Linked DNA regions of Homo sapiens: region 2 is linked to region 1. A link is an interaction called in ENCODE POLR2A ChIA-PET data of the cell type or tissue named here. Cell type or tissue: GM12878. All regions are shown on one strand. Links, peaks and the distances in the headings refer to the core of each region. The heading gives the core; the rest is flanking DNA. Region 1 overlaps TPCN1 (two pore segment channel 1). Region 2 overlaps SLC8B1 (solute carrier family 8 member B1).

Region 1 (5,373 bases), core at 232-5,231:
ATGGATGTTCCACCGTCTCCCAGTGCTCCCCAGTCAGGGCAGAGATGTTTGGGGCCAAGGAGAGACGAGCCAGGCTCTCCCGTCTCATTTGTCCAGGGAGAATTCAGTTGAGTTGCAGGGAGTTTGGTGGCCTCCCCTGGGAACTGATGAAGGAGAGCAGTGTTTCCAGGGATGTGAGTGTGGTGGGGAGCCCTGGCTGCCTAGAAACAGGCCTCTCTTTGCTTCACTGTGTTCACCCTCATCTAGGGTGGCAGAGCTGGATTGCCCAGAAGGATTCGAACATAAACTTGATTTTTCCCCAAGTGCCACTCAGGGATGAGAAAGCAGTGGCTCTGATTTCAGACTATCTGTTTTCTTTCTGAAATCCCTTTGCAAGGCTAGGCAGTATTATCCCTATTTACAGAGGAGGAAACTATGGGTCAGAGAGGTCAAGTAACTTGTCTGAAGTCACACAGCCAGGAAATGGTTGAGCAGAGATTTGAACCCAGCATCATCTGACTCCAGAATTCCTTCCCCTTCTCCTCTTCCTTCTTTTACTTCTTCAGCTGCTCCTCCCTCTCCTTTTTTCTTCATCACCCTTAATAAATGTGAGCACAGGCCAGGCGTGGTGGCCCCCACCTTTAATCACAGCACTTTGGGAGGCCAAGGCAGGAAGATCACTTGAGCCCAGTGACTTTGAGTTCAAGACCAACCTGGGCAACATAGCGAGACCTCGGCTGTACAAAAAAATTAAAAACTTAGCTGGGTATGGTGGTGCATGCCTGTAGTCCCAGCTACTCAGGAGGCTGAGGTGGGAGGATTGCTTGAGCCCAGGAAGGTTGCAGTGGGCTATGACTGCACCACTGCACTCCAGCCTGGGCAACAGAGCAAGACCCTGTCTCAAAAAAATAAAAGGTGAGTACAGACCTTTAGCATTTATATTATCTCCTCATATAACCTCAATATAGGGTTGTTATTATTATCTGTATTTTACAGAGGAGGAGACAGGCTCAGAGAGGTTAAGTGACTTGTCCAAGGTCACACAGCTAGTAAGCAGTAAAGCCTGTCTTTCCTCCCACACCACAGTGGAAGGCGCTTTGGGGAAAGGGATGAAAGTGATTGTGGCTCAGTTTCAGCTTTAGAGAGGAATGCTGCCTAGTGAGGGAGGGTGGTTGGCCTACTAAGGGTGTGGCTTGTGTCTGGAAATAGCCAGGCTTAAGATTCTAAATGGGAATCCTGGCTGTCATCGTGAGTGTCACTTTTAAGTCCCTCCAACGTGCCTGACCTGATGGTGGGGTGTCCAGCTTTCCTGTGGGATGAAAGGGGCAAGAGAGCAACCCAGTCCTGTGTCAAGATCAGGCTTTGAATGTTGATGAATAGGAAATAGGCCAGAGACACAATAAGACTCCCCTTGGCTAGGCCACTAGCAAGGCTGCTTTTATCTTGGCAAAGTCAGTGGCTTGCTTTGGTTTGTTTCTCAAGAATAAAGAAATGTATAACTAACTGCTGGGGTCCAGGGACATTGTTTTTCCTGTACAGCACATTAGTATCTTAGTTTCTTCTCTCAGCTTCTTACTGGGTCATTTTTTAAAACCTCAATGACTTGTGGGTGTAATTCACCAAGCCTGGCTGGGAAGAAGGGTAGGACCTGTGCAAGTAAACAAGAGTTTTCAGAGGAGGCCTGCTCTGCCTTAGCATAGTAGGCCTTTGATATTTCATGCTTGGATTTTGGCCTTGACCTTCTACCCCAGCGTCCCCCTGTCCCTGCTGTCTGAGGAGCAGTCCTTCAGTCCTTTTTTTTGAGACAGTCTCGTTCTGCTACCCAGGCTAGAGTGCAGTGGCACAATCTCGGCTCATTGCAACCTCCGCCTCCCGTGTTCAAGCAATTCTCCTGCCTCAGCCTCCCAAGTAGCTGGGATTACAGGCGTGAGCCACTACACCCAGCTAATTTTTTTGTATTTTTAGTGGAGACGGGGGTTTTACCATGTTGGCCAGGCTGGTCTCGAACTGTTGGCCTCAAGTGATCCACCTGCCTCGGCCTCCCAAAGTGCTAGGATTATAGGCGTGAGCCACCACACCCGGCCCTGAGCAGTCCATCTAAAACACAAGCCCAACCTGGTTGTTGCCTTGTTTTAAAGCTTCCTGGGACTTTCCCATCCCTCTATGGGGGTTGGGGAGGGCAAGCTCTTCAGCTGGCAACGAAGCCTTGCGTGTTCTAGTGCCTTCTTGCTTGACCAGTCCCATTTCCTGCCTCAGTCCACAGCATCATACTGCATTTAGTTCGGTGAATCCCCTGTGCATTCTTAAACCTTTCCACCTTGCTGGCAAGTCAGTCTAGAATCCCTTTCTCAGCCTCTTGTTTGCTCGTGGCCTCCAGTTCTGTCTTGAAAATCCTGCTGATAACACCATCTCTTTGAAGCCTTCACTGAACTTCCCCTTCCTGACAGAGCTAATTACTCACTACCCTTTTCTGCTTCGGTATCTTGATTAGGCTTCCATTATTACAAGTAGATTATAGTGGGGTAATTACACATTTAACCATCTGATCACCTACTAGGCCCTGAGATCCATTCATCTTTTTTTTTTTTTTTTTTTTTTTGAGGTGGAGTATCACTCTGTCACCCAGGCTGGAGTGCAGTGGCACCATCTCAGTTCACTGCAACCTCCACCTCCCAGGTTCAAGTGATCCTCCCACCTCAGCAGCTGAGACTACAGGCATGTGTCACCACGCCCAGCTAATTTTTTGTATTTTCAGTAGAGCCTCTTTCCTTGGCTCCCAAATGGTTACCTTTTTGCTGTGTCCCCACGTGATTGTCCCTGAGTCTGTGTGTCTGTCCTCTTCTGATAAAGACACCAGTCCTATTGGATTAGAGCTCATCCATATGACCTTGTTTTATCTTAGTCACCTTTAAAGGCCCTTTCTCCAAACACAGTCACATTCTTTCACCATGTTGGCCAGGCTGATCTCAAATTCCTGACCTCGAGTGATCTATCCGCCTTGGCCTCCTGAAGCGCTGGGATTACAGGCATGAGCCACCATGCCTGGCCCATCCATTTGTCTTTGTATCACATAGCTCAGTGCCCACAATATGCAGGTACTCAACAAATAGTGGTCAGAATCAACGTACTTGGATTTCTGGGGCCTCGCAGCCCATGGGAGTGGCAGTGTAAGGGCCCGAGTTAGAGGTGGGCAGCCTCCCTCCTGCCGCCTCTCCTCACCATTGCTTTGAGTCCCATTGCTCTCAGCACAGCTGAGTGTCCTGGTGGCTGCCATCACTGACCTTTGTCTTTGGTTGCTGTAAACCTTTGAAGTACTAAGGAGTTGGCAGAATGCAGATGCAGGCCATCCGCGGAGTTGGCAACGACATGAGCATGGGCTACTGGGAACGAAGCAAGCTTTCTAAGGCTGAGTCACCATCAAGCCTGGCCTTTGTTTTGGCCCAGCAGCCGCTGAGGCCTTCTCAGCACTGTACCTCCACGCTCCATGTCTGGTTGGGCACCCCTAACAAAACACCATGGACTGGTGGCTTAAATGACAGAAATCTAATTTCTCACAGGTCTGGAGGCTGGAAGTCCAAGACCAAGGTGTCAGCAGGTTTGGTTTCTTGCGAAGCCTCTTTCCTTGGCTCGCAAATGGTTATCTTCTTGCTGTGTCCCCACATGATTGTCCCTGAGTCTGTGTGTCTGTCCTCTTCAGATAAGGACACCAGTCCTATTGGATTAGGGCTCATCCATATGACCTTGTTTTACCTTAATCACCTTTAAAGGCCCTTTCTCCAAAGACAGTCACATTCTGAGCTACTGGGGGTTAGGACTTCAGCCTATGAATTTGAGGGGGACACAGTTCAGGCCATCACACTCCTACCCATTCTTCAGAGGCAGGGACTGAGGAATCTGGCTGTGCTGCCTGTGACCTTTAACCCTATGTGAGGGCCTTATCCCTGCAGGAAACTGGAGGGTTTGGGTTTTTCTCCTTATATGGGCAATTGTGGATTTAATCCAAGACTCAGACATCTTTGGGCTCTAAGTGCGGCTGCTGCAGTGCTAATGAATGACTCACAGGCAGCATGGTGTCAGGTTGATAAAGGAGGCAGGTATGAGCAGAGGTATTTAAAGCCTGGAAACTAGGAATAACCTTGAAAACAGTCAGCGGGGCCACTGTTAGAGCAGTGTAGAGACAGACCACAGTCCACACCGCGTGACAGGCGGTGGTCTCACCCACCACATTCAGGGAATCAGGACGAGTCTGAATGTAGTGGGCAGTCCAAGGAATTTCCCAGGGTAACTCTGGTCACACTCAGCTCTGCCTTCTCCCTGCCTTTAAAGCCAGCTGCTGCCTAAGATGGGCTGGACCATGTGCCTTTTCTGAGTGAAGGAAGGATTGGGCTCGCGGGGGCTGGCTGAGGTCTGAGCAGGATGCTCCGTCTCTGCTTTGGTGCCGGGTTGTTTATGGTTTTCAGGTGACAGGTCCTGCAGCTAAGGCCCAAGGTCACAGCGCAGAGAGCTGACCTCTCCCTCCTTCACGCCGATGCCTGGCACATCATCTGGAGTTCCCTAGGACACAGTGCAGCCTCAGCAATGTGGAGGATCCCTGCCCCCTGGCAGGGGCCCCCATGTGGCACCCTGGTCCCCTTTTCAGGGTCTTCATGCAGCCAGGGCGAGTTGGCACCAGGCTCAGTCAAGGTGGGCCAGAGCTGTTGGCCGCAGGGCCGCCGTAGCCAGGAGGAGTTGGGAGAGATCCTCGCCGGCTGGCACCAGAGAAGAATACACCCCGAGGTGTGCGCTCCATCACTGATGTCTGTGCCGTGGCTCTGCCTCTGACCAGATGGCCCCAGCATACTTGCCAAAGAGTGAAGAAGCCCAAGGGGCTTGCACAGCTTTTGTCACTTGTGATACCATGGTGAGTGGAGTGGTTGAGCTGAGTATAGTGCTTAGCTGCTCTAAGCCTCAGCCTGCTCATCTGTAGAATGTGACCATGATGGCATCTACCAGTAGAGTCGTCATGGGGGATTGAGTGAGAGCATGTGTGTGATCACATGGTCAGTGCTCAGCCGGTCATAGGCATTATTATCATGGCAGAAACTGGGCTTCCTTGGAATATCCTCCATGAGCAGAGGTCCTGAACCCAGGCCACGATTCAGATCCTTCTTGCCTCACTCCTGGCACAGCAGGTGGCCCCTGCCAAGCTGGGACGCCTCCGTGTAGCAGCTGGAGACCAAGCAGCAATTAGATTTTCACAGGCTCCCACCGAGCTTGGGCATTTGGCTCCGCTGGAGTCATTCCCCTGGCTTTTTCAGGGCCTCACCAAGGCAGAGCGTCGGGTGTCACCAGACCAGCAGTGGTGCCAATTAAAATGAGTAAGCATCCAGCATGCTGGGCGAGAGCCTTGCAGCC
Region 2 (5,373 bases), core at 99-5,098, 92 kb after region 1:
GTTCCCATTTTTGCTCAAGCCAGCTTGAGGAGGGTTTCTGTCACTTGTAATCAAATCAAAGCCCCCACTGACCACCCCTCACACCTCTCTGTCCCAGGCACCTCCTAAACCTCCTGCCCATCAGCCCTGGGATCTCACGCCTGAGCCCCAGAGCTGCTCACCCAGAGCCCATGCCAGGGTGACCCTGCCACGGAAGAGCATGAGGAAGGTCAGGAACACAGCCACCATGTAGAAAACGATGTCCCTGAAGAAGGGCCTGGAGGCAGCCATGAAGGGGTGTAGGATGGTAATGCCTCCGGCCACCACTGTGGTAACCAGCACGCCAGCGCCTGGGGGGAGGAGGCCAGAGCTCAGCCACCCTGCACCCTCTCCTGCTGCTTTCCCCGCCCCCCTCACTGGGGCTGCTCTCACCAAACAGTGCCCCAAGGGCCAGGCCGGCTGTGTGCGGGTCAGAGAAGGCCACCAGGGCACTGAAGATGTCAGGTGCACCATTCCCAAATGCCAGGAAGGTGACGCCATGTGGGGAGCATGTCAAGGCGGGCCAGGATCGCAGCTGCAGCCCACCCAGGCCTTCGACCCTATCCCCCAGCTTCCCCACACGGGGATAGACATGACCCTATCTCCCAGCCTCCCCACAACTGCCCTCCCTCCAGGGTGCAGGACACTGGACAAAAGGATACTGCCACGTTGTGGGAGAGCTTCAGTGTGGTAGAAATGGCCGACAAGTTGGGGCAGAAACTACGGAGAAAAAGCGGACGGGAAGCATTTCCGTAGTAACCGGCCCCGGACCCCTATCCTTCCCCCAAACTGAGGGTGACCGAATGTCAGCCTCCTGGGACCCCTCCTCCCATTGATAAGCCAGACCGGAGCCCAGAGCCAAACTCACAACTTGGCTGCGGTGACTCCCAGAATCAGAAACAGGTAGAGCAGCCAGGAAACCTGGGTGGGGAGCGGGCGAGGAAGGGAGAGTCAAGTCCAGCTGGAGACACCAGCCCCTCTCACCAGCCCCCCAGGGCAGGGCCTCACGTAGAGAGTGACAGCCAGAGGGAGGAGGCTGGGAGGGAAGTGGCAGAAGATGCCTTCCAGGTAGTCCAGGTACCCCCCATCACTGTGGCAGTCAGGGTTGGTCCGGATGAAGTCACAGCGGTCAGAGACATTCAGGCCACACACCTTGCGGCACTGCAGGAAGACAGGGAGGGGGACATCAGCGGCAGAGACTTCCCTGAGAACTAGACTAGGCCCATCTAAGCAGCTAAACATAATGTCCCTTCAGCCTGGTCTCCAAGGCCACCATACCCTCTGGGTGCCAACTATGGATGCACTTTTAATTTTAAAAATAAACGTCTGCTTGAAATTGACATAAGTAATTCATGAATACATATTTGTTTTTTAAAAAAACCAATACATAAGATTTCTAAATTCCGCTTTCTTATCCCTGCCCTCCGTAAATCCCCCTCTCCAGTGGTCCCACCATAATTAGTTTGAAGCACATCCTTACAGACATTTCTCAGATCAATTATATTTGTATATATATCCTATTACACACTTTGTTTTGTTTAACAGAAATGGATCCATCCCAAATCTCTTGTTTCTATAATTTGCTTTTACCATTATATATATATATATATTAATATACCTTAATATACAGAATTTGAAACATACTATAGTGATTTCTATATGCAAAGCATAGTGCTAAGAGCTTAAAATGTATCTCAATTAATCTGTACAATAATTCTATGATGGCTGGGGGCAGTGGCTCATGCCTATAATCCCAGCACTTTGGGAGGTTGAGGTGGGAGGATTGCTTGAACCCAGGATTTCAAGACCAGCCTGGACAACATAGCAAGACCCCATCTCTGCAAAAAAATAAAATAAAAAATTAGGTAGGCATGGTGATGTGCACTTGTAGTCCCAGCTACTCAGGAGACTGAGGTGGGAGGATCACCTGAGCCCAGGAGGTTGAGGCTGCAATACTGCATTTAGCTTGGGGAATAGAATGAGATCTTGTCTCAAAAAAAAAAAATATGTATCTCAATTACTCTGCACAACAGTCTGCGAGGAAGGAACTATTATCATGCCCATTAAACAGTTAAGGAGACTGAGACAATGTCCGTGTGCACTCAGTGGGAGGGTCAAGGTTGGAACCCAGGCAGTTTTAGGCTCTAGGGCCCACTGTTCTCCCCTGCCTCCCCACAGAGTCTTTCACTGCAGCAGAGTATTTCATACTATGGGTGATACATCACTGAGGTAAACATTTCCCTACTGGGCATTTGGGTATGCCTAGTTTTTCAATATAGCCAATGAGCTTCCTCACACATGACTCTCTGAGCACATATGAGAAAAATGTTGTCAGAGAAGATTTGAGAAGAGAAAGTGCTGAATCAGAGGGTATCCTGGTCTGGGTTCCTCCAGAAGCTGACTCAGAGACAAAGATTGAGATGGACATAGTATGTTTGGGAGACCTGAGGAACACAAACATAGAGAAAGGGAAGTGGGCCCGGGTGTGGTGGCTCACGCCTGTAACTGTAGCATTTTGGGAGGCCAAGGCTGCAGGATCACTTGACCTCAGGAGTTCGAGACCAGCCTGGGCAACATGACAAAACTCCATCTCTACAAAAAATACAAAAAAAACTAGCCGGGCTTGGTGGCATACGCCTGTAGTCCCAACTACTCAGGAGGAGGAGGTGGGAGGAGCACCTGAGCCTGGAAGTTCAAGGTTGCAGAGAGCTATGATTGTACCACTGCAGTCCAGCCTGGGTGACAGAGTGAGACCCTGTCTCAAAAGAAAAAAATAAAAGAAATAGGAGAAAAGAAGTGGTACAGAGAAGGGATAGCTGCCAACGAAGGCTGGGTTGAGCCAGTTACCACCACCATGAGCTTAATCAGGAGGCAAGGGAGCTGGGATATTTATACACCAACTCTCATCAGCCATTGGGTGAGGACTGCTAGATGGAGGTTTTAGTTCCCCAGCACCTCTAGCCTACTATGCTTATAAGTGGTTCTAGAACAATAAACTGGCAACTGGAAGTCAACAAAAGCCCACCAAAATAGTACAGTCCAAAAGAAATGCTCAAGGCCCTGACAAGGGATCTTCAACATTGCTAGATTTTGCCAAAATGCCCTGGCCAAGCTCTACCTACATACACTCCCACCAGGAATGGGAAATAAGCAATTCTCATAAGCCTGCACCCACATTGGCTATGAGCAGCCTTATTCAGATCAATGTGATAGGAATGTCATTGTTAAACTGCAAGTCTGGCCAGGTGTGGTGGCTCATGCCTGTAATCCCAGCACGTTGGGAGGCCGAGGTAGGCGGATCACTTGAGGTCAGGAGTTCATGACCAGCCTGGTCAACATGGGGAAACCCCGTCTCTACTAAAAATACAAAAATGAGCCAGGCGTGGTGACATCCACCTGTAGTCCCAGCTACTCAGGAGGCTGAAGCAGGAGAATCGCTTGAACCCAGGAGGCAGAGGTTGCAGTGAGCCAAGATCATACCACTGCACTCCAGCCTGGGTGACAAAGTGAGACTCCATCTCAAAAAAAAACAACAACAAAAAAAGCTAAGACAGTAAATTTTAGGTTATGTGTATTTCATTATAATTTTTTAAAAGCTTTGTCAAACCACAGTTCCACCTCCTCCACAAGCCCTCTCTGAACTCCCACTAACACCAGACTGGAAGTGAGATTTCTTATCTCTGAGCCTCTGGCCTTCTCACCAATTTTTGCTAAGAGCTCTACCCACCCATACAGTATCCCCTGAGCAGAGACTGAAACCCCCAGCCCTGCCCCAACCCCTCAATCTTTCTACAGTGTCCTGTCCTCAGAAAGCACATGCCAGCTGGGAAGATGAAATCTGTGGCCAGGTAAACTGGCTCACACCTGTAATCCCAACACTTTGGGAGGCTGAGGCAGGAGGATCGCTTAAGCCCAGGAGTTTGAGACCAACTTGGGTAACATAGTAAGACCCCATTGCTACAAAAAAATTTAAAAATGAGCCAGGCATGGTGGCACACGCCTGTGGTTCCAGCTACTTCAGAGGCTGAGGTGAGAGGATTGCTTGAGTCTGGGAGGTTGAGGCTGCAGTGAGCTATGATGGCACCACTGCTCTCCAGCCTGGGTGACAGAGCAAGCCTGTCTCAAAAAAAAACAAACAAACAAAAAAAAAAACTTTTCTTTTTTTGAGATCAGGACAACCTGAGCATAATACCCACTCAGCCACTCAGCTCTACCTTTTTTTTTTTTTTTTTTTTTGGAGACAGAGTCTCCCTCTGTCACCCAGGCTGGAGTACAATAGCACAATCTCGGCTCACTGAAACCTCCACCTCTCGGGTTCAACTGATTCTCCTGCCTCAGCCTCCCGAGTAGCTGGGACTACAGGTGCCCACCGACACGCCCGGCTAAGTTTTGTATTTTTAGTAGAAATGGGGTTTCACCACGTTGGCCAGGCTGGTCTCAAACTTCTGACCTCAAGTGATCTACCTGCCTTGGCCTCCCAGAGTGCTAGGATTACAGGTGTGAGCCACTGCGCCCAGCCCCTTTTTTTTCCTTTGAGACAGAGTCTCACTCTGTCGCCTAGGCTGGAGTGCAGTAGAGCAATCTTGGCTCACTGCAACCTCCACCTCCTGGGTTCAAGTGATTCTCCTGCCTCAGCCACCTGAGTAGCTGGAACTACATGCACACAACACCACACCTGGCTAATTTTTGTATTTTTGGTAAAGATGAGGTTTCACTGTGTTGGCCAGGCTGGTCTTGAACTCCTGACCTCAAGTGATCCACCTACTTCAGCCTCCCAAAGTACTGGGATTACAGGTGTGAGCCTCCATGCCCAACCAGCTCTACCATCTAAGAGCTGTATCTGTAGCAATTCCCTTCCTCTCTTTGAGCTTCAGTCTCATTTGTAAAATGGGACTAATTATACCAACCCCATTGATAAAAGAATCAAATGAGATTACAGGTGTTCAAATTTGCCCTCCTCAGAGACTTTCCATGTAAAGTAGTTATTACCCCTATCTCCACTATTAATACCCAGTTTTCTGCATTCACAGCAGTTATCACAATCTTTATTTTGTTCATTTCCTTGTTTACTGAATTTTATTATTTTAGAGACCAGGTGCTTTGTCACTCAGGCTGGAGTGCAGTGGGGCAATCATGGCTCACTTCAGCCTCGAACTCCTGGGCGCATGTGATCCTCCTGCCTTTGCCTCCCAAGTAGCTGGGACTACAGGCATGCACCACCACACCCAGTTAATTTTTTTAAAAATTATTTTTTGTAGAGATGGAGGTCTTGCTATGTTGCCTAGGCTGGTCTTCAACTCCTGGCCTCAAGCCATCCTCCCACCTCAGCCTCCCATTGTGCTGGGATTATAGGCG

The links. ChIA-PET counts read pairs that join two places held together with the same protein. Peaks named below come from ENCODE experiments on the same cell type or tissue, not always from the same donor. Only the 100,000 strongest peaks of a DNase experiment are listed, where the experiment ranks them.
Region 2: POLR2A ChIA-PET joins it to region 1 with 5 read pairs; 19 of 35 experiments call an interaction of 5 or more read pairs at or near these places.

Annotation. Positions count from the first base shown.
Region 1 is chr12:113,227,729-113,233,101 of GRCh38, forward strand. The region is part of intron 2 of TPCN1 (two pore segment channel 1); the gene reads left to right. Among named protein-coding and RNA genes, the nearest start is that of TPCN1, 9.0 kb to the left of the region's middle. RefSeq lists enhancers at 2,174-2,523, 2,594-2,643, 3,760-4,310. In GM12878, for the core only: no CTCF peak of the experiment used is centred there; a DNase peak (open chromatin) is centred at 2,243; H3K27ac peaks cover 4,668 bases.
Region 2 is chr12:113,320,170-113,325,542 of GRCh38, forward strand. It overlaps SLC8B1 (solute carrier family 8 member B1), which reads right to left. Exons shown (of 16, transcript NM_001358345.2): 3 at 1,027-1,179; 4 at 887-939; 5 at 681-738; 6 at 412-517; 7 at 162-329. Among named protein-coding and RNA genes, the nearest start is that of SLC8B1, 12 kb to the right of the region's middle. RefSeq lists a silencer at 2,322-2,522. In GM12878, for the core only: no CTCF peak of the experiment used is centred there; no DNase peak of the experiment used is centred there.